Linked DNA regions of Homo sapiens: region 2 is linked to region 1. Evidence: read pairs that join two places in POLR2A ChIA-PET (ENCODE). Cell type or tissue: CD4-positive, alpha-beta T cell. All regions are shown on one strand. Each heading gives the region's core, and the rest is flanking DNA. Links, peaks and the distances in the headings are about the cores only.

The links. ChIA-PET counts read pairs that join two places held together with the same protein. Peaks named below come from ENCODE experiments on the same cell type or tissue, not always from the same donor. Only the 100,000 strongest peaks of a DNase experiment are listed, where the experiment ranks them.
Region 2: POLR2A ChIA-PET joins it to region 1 with 5 read pairs; 8 of 35 experiments call an interaction of 5 or more read pairs at or near these places.

The regions. Positions count from the first base shown.
Region 1 is chr4:38,324,248-38,332,566 of GRCh38, reverse strand. No RefSeq gene overlaps it. Among named protein-coding and RNA genes, the nearest start is that of LINC02513, 39 kb to the left of the region's middle. In CD4-positive, alpha-beta T cell, for the core only: no CTCF peak of the experiment used is centred there; a DNase peak (open chromatin) is centred at 3,386.
Region 2 is chr4:38,381,766-38,390,084 of GRCh38, reverse strand. LINC02513 (long intergenic non-protein coding RNA 2513) reads right to left here. Exons shown (of 2, transcript NR_149123.1): 2 at 4,326-4,708. Among named protein-coding and RNA genes, the nearest start is that of LINC02513, 19 kb to the right of the region's middle. RefSeq lists an enhancer at 4,303-4,597. In CD4-positive, alpha-beta T cell, for the core only: no CTCF peak of the experiment used is centred there; no DNase peak of the experiment used is centred there.

The DNA.
Region 1 (8,319 bases), core at 1,304-6,303:
ATCATTTAGCAATCATATTTAGAACAAAATGTTATTATACTATACTACATAAAACCTTTAAGGTGAAACTAATCCAGAATGCCCCAGTGTTTTCCAAATAAAATATTTAATTTAATTCAACTCAGGATTCTAACAATATGCAAAAGTTCTGTGCCTCACATCAAGTATGTTCTACTGAAATGTTTGTATTCAATTCAAAAATGTGCAGCAGGCCAGGCACGGTAGCTCACACCTGTAATCCTAGCACTTTGGGAGGCCAAAGCGGGCGGATCACCTGAGGTCAGGAGTTCAAGACCAGCCTGGCGAACATGGCAAAACCCTGTCTCTAATAAAAATACAAACATTAGCCGGGTATGGTGGCACATGCCTGTAATCCCAGCTTCTTGAGAGGCTGAGGCAGGAGAATCACTTGTACCCAGGAGGCAGAGGTTGCAGTGAGCCGAGATCATGCCATTGCACTCCAGCCTGGGCTACAGAGTGAGACTCCATTTAAAAAAAAAAAAAAGTGCAGCAAAGAGGGGCAGGGACCCATGGGACACTGTGCAAAATACTCTGGACTGGCTTACTAGCTGTAGAGTTTGAGAGAGGTGATTCCCAAACTGTAACTCTTTACCTTTGAGTTACGGTTTCTGTACCTGTAAAATGAGGGTGCTGAATCAGTAGACTTCTAAGTCCCTTTCCAGTGCTCTAACAGAGCTGATATGCTGGGCTTCTAGGAATCCATGCATCACCCATGGTAATTACCAGGAGCTTAAGGGCCCAGACTCTTGCCTCTTTCTCTATTCCAGATCTCTAAGTATGTGCTGTGATTATGGGAGTGTTTGCGTCCACAACTCCAGGCAAACACACATGTTCCAAGGCCTAACAATAGTGAGACACAAGGGAGGGACAGGAGCCAGAGAGGAAGAAGGTGGTTCTGGTATTGAAGGCAGGACCAAACATCATGCAATAGACAAACAGCACCATAGAGAAGCAATCCTGAACACTTCCAGCCAGGGCTGGAAGAGCCTCCCTTGGGACAGACTCTAACGCTGCCATCCCTTAGTAAGGACCACTTTAGTCTGCTCTCACTAAGAGTAACCAGTCCCTTTAATCCTCCACACTTCTGAGTCAGGAATAGAAGAGCCCCTAGGGTTCAGAACTGGATCTCAAAACTCCAGCAGCAAAACACATACAGCCTTATAACAGCTTATAGCATTAGAGTTATTCCTTTCTTTAACTGGCCCCTGCTGAGCATCTTTCTACTACCAGGAAGGTTTTGGAGACAGAGGCATGAAAAGAACATAGTCCCTGCCCCCAAGAATATCCAAGTTCAGTAGCAAGAGCCTTACATACAACCATTAACTAGTTTCTCAATTCCAGAGTATTTATAATCCATAGAGTCATCAGAGACATGATCATGCAATACCTACGATGATGTTTTCTTTGATCTTGCCTCCTGGGCTAGTTAGCAAGTAGCTGTCATTCAGTTCGAAGTCTACCTTCTCGACTCTGTTTTATGATGCAAACCATCTTTCTGCTTTGCTAGCTGAAACTATGTCGGGCGCTGCCAACAGAATGGCTACAGGTAGGCTGTGAGGCTGAAGAAGGAAGCAGAGACTTACTCTTTCCTGTCCGCGTCCTAGTCCTGTGAGTGTCACCCAACACCGCTTCTTCACTCTGGCAGTGGCAGTTCCTTCCCATTGCAGTGGAAGAATCCAGGTGACAGTTCTCCCAAACACTTCAGAACCAGCTTGGTTGCACTGCCCTCCAAAATGTGGACACCAGGCTTCTCAGAGTCTGAGCCTCAGACTCCTTTGAGCTCAGAGACATCAGCACTAGCAAGCGGCATCCACTCTTCAGAGGCCCAAGCTCCAGCTCCATAGGGCCCACCCTCTACATTCTAAGTTTTCATCATTGCAGCTTCTCCCTTTTTACTTCCTCAGCCTTAGGGGTAGTAGCTGCTTCCTGCAGTTGTTATCTTCTTGACACCTTAAGAGCTCTCTTTATACTCTTTCAGTTACCTAGTGAGCAGCTTAAAATAAGGGGTCTGGTTTCTGTCTCCCGATAAGACCCTGACTGATAAACATCCCTGGCTAAATGGAGAGGTGGCATAGAGTAGTGGAAAACAGAATGAGCTTTGGAGTCATCCACACCCAGATGTGAATTCTGACTCTTATGATCTGCTAGGTCTTTGACTTTGAAAGCTACCTAATTTATTTGAGTCTTAATTTGCTGGGAATAAAGATGGGTTTTCCAGCTGTTGTGACGGTAGCTGAAGTGCTTGGCACACATGACCTGCTCAGTGAATAGTAACCATTTATAATTACCAGATTGCTATCTTCTAAGGCCCAGGCCTAGTTCTTATGTGTCTATCATTCCCAGCAGGGCATATCATAAATTTATTTATACAATATATGCTTAATAAGGATCTGTTGAATAGAAAAAGTGCTTAAGAACATTGTGGCACACCGGAGTCATTAACTTTTACTGATCTAACATGAAACCCTCCATAGTGGTCAGGTTTTTTCCTATAAGTTATGGTTTAAAAATCTTTTTTAAGCCATTATTTTAAAATGAGGAGCAACGAGTTTACCTGCGTGATAAGAAAAGAAAATCTGTGTCATTCATTCTGCTTCCTGCCTGGCAAACCTTCTGGGAGACTGCATGATAATATGTGGGAATGCACTATCTTTTCCAAAAAGAAGTGAAATCTGGCAGGTGCATGATATACTTGTGACTCTTTCCAGCTATAAAGCAGACACTGGTTTTGTTTTTTTTTTTTTTTTTTATGGAACATTTCATAAAGAGAAAGGATTTTGCCTACTCTGAGACAGTGACATCTCTTCTGAGTGCTGAATTCAGGATTGTAATGTAAATCCTGAAAATGAACAAGGTCCCACAGGAGCATCCTGGGCCTTCACAAGTCAGTGTGGATAAAAGTTGTTCTAACTCGAAGTGTGAGAACAAAGCATCTATTCTTTCAAGTACAACAGACAGACAGACAGACACTCAAGCTGGATAACGGCTGTGTACACAGGAGAAGGAGGAAGAGGAGGAGGAAGTCAGCAGTGCCTCCTTGTTGCACATTTAGGGTTATGTGGGGTTGGGCCTGATAAAGGCATTTGTGTCTGAGGCTGGAAGGTGTACGGTCCAAGCCAAGACTTTTCCAGTCTGAAAGGTCTGAATGGGGATGTGGAGGAACTCAGTTCATTCTAGAGCATTTCCTTTGCACAAAAACCTGAAACTTCTATAAAGAGAAAAACAGCTGCACAAGATCCTAAATCATTCATTTCTTTGGCAAACAAACCCTGAATCATGCAACTAACCAGGGAGGCAGTTTCAAGAGAACCGGAGCTCATGATCGTCTTCAGGTGGCTTTGTTAGCTTCAAAGTAGCTGTTCATTTCCTTGCAGAAGGGTGGTGGCTCCTAGACACAGGCAAAAAGACTGGTGGTTTGATAGAAGAGCCTGAGAACAAATCATTCTGTTTTCAAAAGTTCTTGTCTCCATGCTTATTTGTTTTGGTGTCCCCATGCCACGTCTTCCGAGAAGGCTTTTCCGAATGCACTCTCTTTTTCTAGTTCAGGTGAAGACTTTTTTGCTGGGTATCATTTAAAACACTGAATCCCATTACTGGCTGGGTGCAGGCACTGTGTCTGCTCTCTTACAGAAATACACACATGGGTTCTCAGCCTTTTGGCTAAGATCAAGTATAGAAACACACACACACACACACACACACACACACACACACACACACACACAGAGACACATGCACCCTGCAAGAAAGCAAGAGAGAGAAGAAAAGAGAAACCAAGAGGGTGAAAGGAATGGGAGGAGGGAGGAAGGAAGAAGAGGGAGGAAAAAGAAGGAGGGAGGAAAAGGAAGGAAGGAAGGAAGGAAGGAAGGAAGGAAGGAAAAGAGGAAGGCCAGGATGGAGAAAAAGAGGGAGAGAGGGTGGGAGAGAGAAAATCACTCAGAAACAAAAATGTGTCTGGTTATAAGAGAGCCGGCCTTCTGCAGAGACCACTGTACTATATGGACTAAGACTGATTTCTTTGGTTCATTATTCTCCTGGCTGGAGAGGAAGTGCCAGAATTATCTGCAGAAAGCATCTGGGGAAATAAGAAGTCTTCTGTAACCTGAGAAGAGAAAAGGCTTTGACATTCCTCAGGCTGGGGTGTGTCTTTCGCCTATGCTATGCTAATTAGCTTCATGATGGAGGTTTTCTATAGGCCTGGATGCTGGACTGGTGCTGGTTCACTTAGGACATCAGATAGAGGCTGCAGCATGCAGTGAGCCAGCTCCAGGGTGGACCCACTGGCTGGCATGAGATGGCAGGGAGAGGAGGCCCAGGTACTAGCCTAGATCAAAGCCAAACATCACAAAAGCTGAGCTAGTGGAACCATCTGTTGATGAATACTCCTCACCCTGGGCAAGTTTAAGAACAACTGGATGAAGGCCAGGAGAGGCACCGAGGCCTGTGTGCCCTTTAAGGTGAGCCTGCGCATCCTCTACAGCCTTGGCCGGGCCTTCATGATTTCAGGACACTAAATCTGTGCTCTCTAAGCCCCGCCATTTCATTACATTGTGGTTTCTGTTTCTCCTTGGTTTCCTAGTCACACTTATTTTGGAAAATGTTAACACTTTCTCAGTTGAATTAAGGTATAAAGGGTATGTCTACATCTTAGTTAGGAAAAATAAAAACACTCCCCCTGCACCCAATAAAAAACCCATGAATATCAATTCAATACTTGCACTCTGTGTCTAAGGTGTAGGGGTGAGGACCGAACATCTTTAGAGCCAGATAAACACACTTCAGTCCCAGCTCCTCCATTAACAGCTTGTGTGACCTTCGATAAGTTAACCTCTCTGAGACTCAATTTCCTTATCTATAAAGTGAGGATACTTGTATCCAACTCATAGGATTGTATGATAATAAAGATCAAATAAGTTAATAGATTTGTGGCAGGAACTGCTCCATGTCTACCTAAATATGTATTCTCTCTTTCTTTTCTAGTAATGGATTTTGACCTGGGCACATGGCAGCCTGAAATAAAGACTATATTTCTAAGTATTCTTGCAGCTAGTTGTTCTGTTTAACTACATTCTGGCCAGTGACTTATAAATGGAAATGCTGTGATCAGCTTCTAGGGAAGGCCCTTAAATTGAGAAAGCAATGGTGTTTGACCTGCTTCCTTTTCCTGCTGGTTGGAGAACAGAAGTGATAGCTGGAGCTCAAGCAGCCATCTTGGTCCAAGAGGCAGCAGAATAAAGATGGTAGAAGACTAAGAAGAAAGGAGGCAGGGCCTCTCTGAAGCTTCATGAAGCCATCATACAGCCCTTACACTGCTGACCTGTGGATTTCTTTTAAGAGAGGAATGAACTAACCTTTACAAAAATCCATTTTGAGAGAATTTCCTGTTATTTACTGTTGAACTTAAATCTCACTGGAGCCATATGACATGTAGAGTATATAGCACAGTGCAAGTCAAATTCCATTATTATTTTCCTGCTTTTTAGAAAATACATATCAAAGATATCAAAAATACAGACATAAAGCAGAAGGACCAAGAAGGCCAAAGAAGAGATATTGGCCACCCCTTCCTGGTTTCGGTACCACCCCCAGGGCCATGTGAGTGGGAGAAGAAATATGGTCCTTGCCAGGCAGTGGCTACAGGCAGCATGGGCAGGATGGGACACTTTGCCTCCTGGCCTCACTTTATTCCCTCTGCTAAGCCTCTGCTGCAAGGAGGAGTACGATCTGGAGAAGTGAAAAAAAGGACAAAAAGAGCTCCCAAGAAACACATAAACTTGGACACAGGTAGAACTGGGTTTGCCTTTTGGCTTTTCCACCTACTTGCTGTGTGACTTTGGGCTACTTACCAAACCTCTCTGAGCCGCAACCTCCTCATGTTACAATGAAACACGAGATAATACTGATCCCTTAATGTTGTTGCTATACTTAAACAAGAAAATGTCAGTCAAGGGCTGAACAGAGTGCCTGACACCTTATAAGTACTTAAGAAATGAAACCTGAACTTCATCTTTTACTATTTCCAACCCTCACCCAGGCTTGACTCTGATCCCTGTGCTAATTACCGCCAGCATGGATGGTTTTCTTTCCCAGAGCTGTGCCTTTTGCTCAGTAGGTTTCTATCTAAAGAGCTCCATCAATCCTTTCGGTCTTTCCTTATCTCCTGCAAACTTTGAGGGCAGCTTTAGGCCCTCTTTGACTGCAAGCCCTGGGTGATCTCTCTCCCTCTCCTCTGAACAGCACCAGCATTTGATGTCCAACCACTCATTAACATTTACTGCCTTGTATTGGTATTTAATGTTGAGGTGCATGTGTTGACTTGCCAGCCGTACAGCATACTCTGCAACGGTGTGGATCATGGCTTTTCCACCTTTACATCTCCTCAGCCCTTAACTCAATGCTATGTTCAGAACTCAATGAATACTTGCTGAACAAGTAAACCAAATCCAATTATTCAGAACCCCCCTAGCTAATTTATTTTTCAGAATCCTTTTTGAACCTGTGTGTCTATTGCCTTTTTATGTTCCTCAGAGTTCAAAGCACCTTGATGATGTCGCCTTCCTGTAATATCATGAGGTGCTCAGTTAACTTTGCACAGCAACAAACCTAGTTCAGCCAGCACAGATTGCTTTGCTGGCCTTGGTCAGTCATTGGGCACACAGGGAAAAGGTGAGGGAGGACCCAACTTAGAAGAAATCCATTCCTCCAACCAAGAAAACAATTAACAAAATATTTTGAGTGGTAAGTCGATATCACTATTTGAAATTTGGGAGTACATTTTATTTGTCTTTTGAAAGAGGTGAGAGGTGAAGCCAGCTGGACTTTCTGGGTCAAGTGAGGACTTGGAGAACTTTTCTGTCTACCTAAAGGATTGTAAATGCACCAATAAGCACTCTGTAAAAATGCACCAATCAGCGCTCTGTGTCTAGCTAAAGAATTGTAAACGCACCAATCAGCACTCTGTAAAATGGACCAATCAGCACCCTGTAAAGTGGACCAATCAGCAGGATGTGGGTGGGGACAAATAATGGAATAAAAGCTGGCCCCCCCCAGCCAGCAGTGGCAACCTGCTTGGGTCCCCTTCTGAGAGGTGACAGTGTGCTGGCAGCCCTCGCTTACTCTCGGCTCCTCCTTGGCCTCGGTGCCCACTCTGGCCATGCTTGAGGAGCCCTTCAGCCCTGCGCTGCACTATTGGAGCTCCTCTCTGGGCTGGCCGAGGTCGGAGGCGGCTCCCTCTGTTTGCAGGGAGGTGTGGAGGGAGAGGCACGGGCGGGAACCGAGGCTGCGCGCGGCACTCATGGGCGAGTTCCAGGTGGGCATGGGCTCAGTGGCCCTGCACTCGGAGCGGCTGGCCGGTGCCACCGGCCCCAGGTGGTGAGGGGCTTAGCACCTGGGCCAGTAGCTGTGGAGGGTGCGCTGGGTTCCCCAGCAGTGCCGGCCCACTGGCGTTGTACTTGAATTCTTGCTGGGCCTCAGCTGCCTCCTTGTGGGGCAGGGCTCGGGACCTGCAGCCTGCCATACCCAAGCCTCCCCCCACCACTGTGGGCTCCTGCACGGCCCAAGCCTGCCCAACAAGCACCACCCCCTGCTCCGCAGCACCTGGTCGCATCAACCGCCCAAGGGCTGAGGAGTGCGGGCGCATGGCACAGGACTGGCAGGCTCCGCCTGCGGCCCTGGTGCAGGATCCACTAGGTGAAGCCAGCTGGGCTCCTGAGTCTAGTGGGGACTTGGAGAACCTTTATGTCTAGCAAAGGGCTTGTAGATACACCAATCAGCACTTTGTGTCTAGCTCAAGGTTTGTAAATGCAGCAATCAGCACTCTGTATCTAGCCAATCTGGTGGGGACTTGGAGAACCTTTATGTGTAGCTAAGGGATTGTAAATACACCAATCAGCACTCTGTGTCTAGCTCAAGATTTGTAAATGAACCAATCAGCACTCTGTGTCTAGCTCAAGGTTTGTGAATGCACCAATCAGCACTCTGTATCTGGCTAATCTGGTGAGGACTTGGAGAACCTTTATGTCTAGCTAAGGGATTGTAAATACACCAATCAGTACTCTGTGTCTAACTCAAGGTTTGTAAACGCACCAATCAGCTCTCTGTAAAACAGACCAATCAGTTCTCTGTAAAATGGACCAATCAGCAGGATGTGGGTGGGGCCAGATAAGGGAATAAAAGCAGGTTGCTCCAGCCAGCAGTGGCAACAGGCTCGGGTCCCCTTCCACACTGTGGAAGCTTTGTTCTTTCACTCTTTGTGATAAATCTTGCTGCTGCTCACTCTTTGCATCTGCACTGCCTTTA
Region 2 (8,319 bases), core at 2,165-7,164, 57 kb before region 1:
ATGGCTCTGCTCTTCTAAAGGGAATAGGGAGCAAACGGGCTGGAGCACTGCAGGTCCATTCTCCACCCTACTTTCCTTTCTTGTGTGTCCAGGAGGTTGATTTTCATGGACAATACTTCCAGACTTCATTGTCCTCTGGCTTCTGGTTGGATTTGGCTAATAGGAGGCACCAATAGGAGATCAGAGTTGGGTATAATGTCTGTAGGCTGCTCTGTGGTTTGACAGTAGCTGTGACTCTATGGTCACATAGCTGCCACTCTCCCACTGCTGCAGATCTCACCAGATTGCCAAAGAGGGCCCTCTTTCTACCCCTCCAGGCCTGGGATTACAGCAGCTTTCTGCTGCTGATACTGCCTTGGTGTTTCTCTACCCTTTGACTGGTCCCTTCTTCCTCCCCACACCTCCACAAATAGTGCTTTCCATGAACTCTCTTCAATTACTCCTTGGAGAGAGCTGTCTTTCTCTCACTGGTTCCTGATTGATTCAACCAGAACCTGAAGAACTTATGTAGCATCTTTTTTAAAAACAAACAAACAAACAAAAACCTTTATTATAGTTTCTACTTTGGAGTCAGGCAGACCTAGTTATGGACCCTAGTTTGATCACTTACCAGTTTGTGTGATCTCAGACAAGTAACTTAGCCCCTTACTATGAGTGAGCCATAGTTTACTCACTCAAAATAAAAGATAATGGTTTGTGAAGATTTTTAAAAAAAGAATATGCAAACTGCCTAGACCAGTGTTTGGTACATAATAGGTAATTCATAGAATTGAAAATGGGAAATGATGTCATGGAAATATGTCTGATATGGTTTGGCTGTATCCCCACCCAAATCTCATCTTGAATTCTCATGTGTTGTTGGAGGAGCCCAGTGGGAGGTAATTGAATCATGGGGGCAGGTCTTTCCCCTGGTGTTCTCCTGATAGTAAGTCTCACAAGAGCTGATAGTTATTATAAGAGGGAGTTTTCCTGCACAAGCTTTTTTTGCTTGCTGCCATCCATGTAAGATGTGACTAGCTCCTCCTTGCCTTCCACCATGATTGTAAGGCTTCCCCAGCCATGTGGAACTGTAAGTCCAATTAAACCTCTTTCTTTTGTAAATTGCCCAGTCTTGGGTATGTCTTTATCAGCAGCGTGAAAATGGACTAATACAATGTCAAACAATAAATTATTAAATTAGTTTAAATTAATCTATACATTGCGTATTGAGCTGACAGACATTTTTAAATCCCAGTGTTGATAGTGATGTAACAAAAAGGCACACAATATAAGTGAATGCAGAAAATCTGGTAAAACCTTTATGAACGGCATTTTATCTATAGGTCCGTAAAGCCTATAAAATGTGCATTCCCTTTAATCCAGCAATTCACAGCAATTTTAGGAATTTATCCTAAGGAAATAATCAGATAAAGATGCATCTACAAACATGTTCACACTATTACTGTTTACCATGGTTAAAAATGGAAAATAACAAATATTTGACAATAGGGAATGGCTAGATAAACCTTGGAACATCCATGCAATGATAAGTAGATGAATAATTGTTATAGAAAAATGGCCATAGCACATTGGTAAGTAAAATAATCAGTTACAAAACTATTTCTGGAGCGTTACTCCAAATTTTTGTAAAACAATAAAAAAGAGGAAAAATTGAAGGAATATATGTTGAAATATTGATTTTAGTTATTTCTGGATGGTAGGATTACAGATGCTATTTTCCCCCATTGTTATTATTTTTCCTGTATTTTCTAACTTTTTAAAATAATGAACTTTGTAAAGATAAGATTGTCCTTGGCTGTAAGTAACAAAAATTCAAACAATAGTGGTTCAGCAGCTCAACAATGCCAAGACCAATGTCTGAAATGTTTATGGCTTTTCCTTCATGGCCTTCATGTGGTCATTGTACCCACCAGTTATCACACATTCATTCAAAGAGAGAGGAAAGGAACAGGAAGGACTGTCTCAGGAAAACACAAACGAGAACGCCATCACAGATTTAACATTAACTGGCCAGATTTGTGTCACATGGCCATCCCCAGCTGGAAAGTGGAAGGAGGGATGGGGATGTGTGTGTTAGGAATTGGGGCTGAGTCAGCCACTTTGCAATGTCTGCTATAAAGAGGTATTGCTGGGAGGCTGAGGCAGGAGAATCACTTGAACCCGGGAGGTGGAGGTTGCAGTGAGCCGAGATCGTGCCACTGCACTCCAACTTGGGTGACAGAGTGAGACTTTGTCAAAAAAAAGAAAAAAAAAGGTATTGCTTTGATAATTTTAAAAATTAGAGTTATTAAAATGTTAAAACAAGTTATTTCTTTTTTTCTTTGACTACTTGAATGCTCTCCGTCCTCCAGCCACCCTTCCACCCACTTAGGCTGCAACAGCCAGCAATTTCACATTCACTGAGCCAAGAGAGTGAGGAAGAATGAAGAAACCTGAGAGGAGTCTGCACCCTTTTAGGTGGTAGGAGTGGAGAGAGGGCAGTGTGCCAAAGGACTGGAAATCAGCTTGCTTATTCAGTCAACTTCATCTAGATCTCTCTGGTCTGAGGTTCTGGCAGTGAAAGCTTATCAGCAGAGGGTTTTGCAACTTCAGTACTTCTGGCCCTGCTGTTATTTTTTAGTCTGTGCAGAACTGGCCCTGGTATTTCATTTGGCTGCTTTGGTTTCAGCAGGCCTTCCAAATAAATAATACACCCATGAGACCTACTGAGGGAATGGACTAGATTGTCTGGGTTCAGTTCTTGGCTGTGCAGGTACCTGTTATGGTCCTTGGACCAGTTACTTAAGCTCTCTGTGTTTCTGCTTCCTCAAATGTAAGATGGGAATAATAAATAATACTATATATTTCATAGGGTTGTTATAAAAGATTGGATGAGTCGGTATTTGCCAAGTGCTTAGAATATGCCTATCACATAGTAAGCATTATACAAGTATTTGTTTAAAAAATAAATAAATATGAGAAAGGCAGAAACAGCCATAAGCTCTCTGGGTCCCATTTGTTTGAGGTTACAACTTACTTGGCATAAAGCTGAGGCATCTAAAGCTACAAAGTGGGTCAAATTTTCTTTTGTTCCATGCTGGCTGAACCACGTGGTCCCAGAAGTAGGAAGGAAAGAGAAGGCTTAGGAAGCTAAGAGCCATGAAACACCTGCTGAGTGGCAGGACTTCCTCATGGCTTTCTGTGTAGCAACTCAGTTAAGTCTAATCAGGCAGGTGCTATCACTGCCCTCATTTTACAGATGGGGAAACTGAGGCTCAGAGAGGTGAAGTAACTTGGCCACAGTCACATGCTATGAGTGGTGAAGCTGAGGTTGAACCCCAGCAATGTGTGACTTTCAAGTGTGGATATTCCACATTAAGAATGATATTTACATGGGAGACTTCACTTTACGTGGTTTTAAAAGGTTAAAGTGTACATCAATCTCTAGTTTAAAGATACTGAGGGCGCTTTTATTTAACATGTCCTAGTAGCAAATTTTCCTGTAAAATGTTTAACTTCTCTCTGTTTAGTTTGGCAAGTTTGAATTTTTACATGTTGTGTTTTCTTACAGTATAGTGCATCTCTATTGTTCAAAAAAATAAATTTCAGGCCTGGAACTTAGTTAAATTCTGAGGTTTTGTGGGTTGTCCTTTAAAAAAATTTTTTTTACTTCTTTTCTTCCTTTCTTTCTTTGTTCCTGCCTGCCTCCCTGCCTTACTTTTTCCTTCCTTCCTTCTTTCCTTTCTTTTCTTCTTCCTATTCCTCCTCCTCCCCTCCCTCCCTTCCTTTCTCTCCCTCCCTCCCTCCCTTCTTTCCTTCCTTCCTTGCTTCCTTCCTTCCTTCCTTCCTTCTTTCCTTCCTTGCTTAAGTCAGGAATACATGATCTAAAGATCTCTCTGTGTCCTTCTAAAATAGCTGAAGCTCAAAGCCAGTAATTACTAGCAAAAAAATGACCATTTTTGTTGCCAATTCTGAGCACATTATCTTGAAGCTCAAAGCCTGGCCTAAAACAACTGAAATTATAAATAATTAACATCATGAATATCTCACAGGTCCAAATTCCTCCACGAGTAACCGCAGAATTCCTTTCTGTTCTCTGATCTGTCAATGCTACCTTTGCAAATGCCAGTTCCAAAGACATAGAAGCAAATATTGCTCAATGTTTTTATTAATGACTATGATCATGTTCAAGCAAATTGTGCATGTTCAAGGCACATTCCCTGTTCTCTCTCTTTAAGAAAAAAAATCACTAAGCCCCACCCTACCCCACCCTTAGCTTTGAAAGGTCTGAAGTCAGTGGTGCCTGAGATAGAGCCAAGATAAAACGAATTGAAAACAAAATGAGCTTTTTTTTTTTTTTTGAAACTTTTGTTTCCAGCTTATAGACACTCCCACCTCAAGTTGCAGAATCCTAGGGATCTGACCCAGTGTCACCTTCAGCCCCAATGGGGCCTTTAGGCCTGTCCTATGTAGGCTGAGGCCCCTCCCAGGTCAGTCCCTACCCCCATTGGAGGCGAATTAACTCTTTCAGGGGAAGACTTGTGCTGGCTTCCAACAACCCAATCTTCCTACTCTGGAGGCTAATCTTTTCCCCTTTTATGCTTTTGCCTTCATAATAGTCCTCATTCTTCTTCCAGAGGGTTAGAGGGTGAAAATAGCCAAGAAGCAGTTGCAAGAAGGCTCTGAAGTTCACATCTTGTGGGTAGGGCCGGCAGTAGGCAGGAGAGACCTGGGAGAGAGATTAGGTGAAACATTAGCCACAACCTTTTGGATTCAGTCCAGTGTCTTTCAATTATTTCTTGATGTGCTTTGGGTACTGGGCTTATTTGGCATGAGACAGGCATCCATTAGAAGATTTCACAATGATTTGCCATGTTACAGTTCTAAACATGCGAACTCATCACCAAAGAAAATTTATGTTTTTACCGCCTTTTCCTCCCACCTCTCCCTGGGGAGCTGCAGGAAAAAGCAATCCAAACGAATTAATCAAAATGACTAGGTTATGCTCTAAAAATAATAAACGTTGCCGTAGTCTGGATCTTTTTCAAGTTTGAGCTTATTTTGTGAGCTTGAATATCGATACGTCAAAGCGCATGTGCATGTATATATTTTTATTAGAGGGATGTGGACTATTGCATGAGGACAGGTAAGTTATTAAGATACACAAATGCAATTGCTCTCATAATACTAGACTGCATTTCAACTAAGTTAATTAAGCTACTTGGCCAATGAAGAGGCAAAGGGTAGGTGCCTTAATGATTCCTTAACTTGTCTCATAAGCCAGCCTTGCAAATTAGGATAGGCTACAGAACTTGAGCTCTGAAAACAAAGCAGGACAGAAACTGAGGTGCAGACTTAGAACAATAACAAAAAGGAAAAATGTCTCCTTGAGCTTCCCTTACCTACTGCATAAGACATTGCTAGACAAAAGCAAAAGGACTGGAAAAAGTTGAAAATTTATTCAAAAAAGTTAGTAAATAATAACAGAAAACAAGCAAACAAGAAACTGTTATTATCTTCATATTTTCAAAATATCTTCTAAGAGATCAGCTCCAAAAGAAAGTTTTAATATAAAAAGAAACCTGTAGCTGAATCCCGAGTTTTCAAGGCCTTCTTGTATTGTGAGAAGGCAATTAGATCAACATTAGGGCGAGGCCGAGAGGGAAAAATCTGTATTGGGAAAAAGGAAAGTGGTGATGATCAGGGTAGAGTCTCTTCTTATTTTAAATGATGCAGTTATCTGATTTTTAATTGACCTTTTTCCCTAATGTATACCCCAAATATCCTCAAGCAAGATGTTTAAAAATCCAGATCCAAACCATCCACAGCCCTTGATGATAATTTATCCATGTTAGGCAGGGTGACGAGGCCCCTGTGATTGTCAGAAAAAATTAGGAGCAAGGATTCCCCAGCTTTATTGTGCATGTCCTTTGTCTCTGGATCTGATCCCTGATGTTATTGGGCTGAATCACAAGGTTATTTCCCACCTAAGAAATCTCATCTGGCTTGAGAATGCTCCTTAGATAATTTCAGCGTCTTTATTCTCCAGAGAAGGTTGATTTCAGTGTTACTAACCCCATCCTACTTTAGCCAGCCTCCATTAATCATGGCTGGCAGGAGAGACTAGAGGGTCATGGGTAATTGAATTCCAGCCAACCTTCAAACCTAATTCAAGTCAACCCTTTGACCTCTTTGCTGACCAAATCTGCTGCCAGAGCTAGTAAATAAATATTGCTTTTTAATTAGACGAAGCCTTTTTCGAGAGCCTACTATGTGTTAGCTTTGTGAGAGAGGCAACCATTATCTCACTTCATTCATTCATTCTGTCCACACTTCCATTGGAACCCAGACACAAGGAATTAACAGATAGTGGAGAGGAGTATAAAGGTCAACTTGGGGTCAGCCCAGTGGGAAAATATGTGCTTTGCAGACACCCTGACTTCCTATCTTTGAAAGAAGATAGATCTTTAGCATTGACAGAAAGGCTGAAGTCCTTTCTGCACAGGAAAATGAAATGATAAACATTTTCCCTTCTCTCGTGAAGCCATGTAGGATCTTCCGACTCCAAAGACTTCTATTCAAGTCCTCCTGCCACCATATTTGACATGGAATGTCGGGTAGGTGATTTTACCTTTGTAGGCCTCAGGGCCCTCACCTGTGACATGGAACAGGGTGTGCACCACTAACCTGGCAAGGTCATTGTGATACAATGTGTAGGGAAGCTCCTTGTAAACTGCTAGGCTCCAACCACACAGGAGATTGCTGCCAATGGCTCTTGCACACTCTCTGTTAAAGATGCCACCCAGCAATGAGACCAGTCAAAGACAGGGCTGGGGAACAGACACCTAGACAGAGAGTACACACTCATTTTAAATAATGAAATTTTAGCTGGATTTTCTCATGAAATTTGCTTCTTTTGTTTTGCTTGGTCTCTGGGTCACCACCATGCCTAAGTATACACATGATCTGGATTTTTTCTTTTTTCTTCCTTTTTTTTTTTTGGCCAGAATTCTTTTGTGGCATTTAGAAGTCTCCAGAAAACATGAAACTTACTTTTCCCTTTCAGAGGAGGCCACCTTTTCACCTATTTCTCATCCTCAGACAATTAGAAACCAGCTCACCAAGGACTAGCAGTGTTCCACTATCACCAACCCTCAAATTTCATAATAAAGCTAGCACTGAGTTGCTACAATTAATATTCTCAGCAGCAATGCTTTTGGGGGGAAATGATGAGTCAAGGATGTGCAGAGGTTTGCTTAGGAAAAAACCAAATGTGCTTGAATAATTTACTCTGTCATTTTAATTCCAAAATGATATGAGGCCCCTAAGGCTTAGCAAGCAACCGGAGGACCTGAGCAGCCTGGAGAGGCTGTGTTTAAGTGGTAATGTTAATGGAATTATCCGTTGCTGCTGGAGCACTGTCTGCTGTCGAGAGATAATTACCCAGGCAAAGATGAGGTATCATTGAAGATAAACGCTGAAGCAGGGACCTCAATGTTTATTTTCCATGCTAGGGCGTAATCTCCTCCGTTGTTTAACTTCATTAGCATCCCTGCTAACCCCGGGCCACACAATTTCACTTAAAAGAAAGAAATTAAATAACCCGAACATACATGTAATTGTAAACAAAGTGGCAGAAGATGTGGGTTGGGCTGCTTTTGCTGCTACAGTCAGTGGCAAACAAGCCTTCTCTTTTACCCTATCCTTCTCCCTGTGCAGTGAAAATGAGAGCAATGTTTGTTGAGTGCTCACTGTGGGCCATATCTTGTGTTAAGCATTTTATATATGTTGTCCTATTTAATCTCCACACATAACAATTCCAGGAGATGAGTACTAGCAGAGGAAACTGCGTGTCAGAAATGTTAAGTGACTTGTCCAAGGTCACTAGACTAGTGAGCCATTGAGTGAGGGTTTCAACCCTGGCAGACAGGTCCCAGCTATTCACAGAAAATCACTGGACCACGCATATTCCACATGGAACTTCAGCTTGGTCTTCTTGATTTTACAGCAGAGTCCAGGCGATTTTATCACCACTACAGCTGCCACTGCTAACTTTATTGGAAGGACTGCCAAATCTCCCATCCAGTACTTGAATCCTTGGTCCAGTTCTGTGTTTCTGTTTTATTGAGAAAGAATTTGCATTCAACCCCATGTGGTCAAGACCGAGCTTTTTAACTCATCCCCGAAGGCCTTCGCATTGGCCAAGTTCCCGGCCTTCTTTGGCCAATCTGTAAGCAATCACTGTCTCCTCACCCCAGGCTCTTTCACCCAAAACTTATTATTATGAAAATTACATGCAGAAAACCTGAAAGAATATTTCAGTGCACAGCTGTCTAGCCT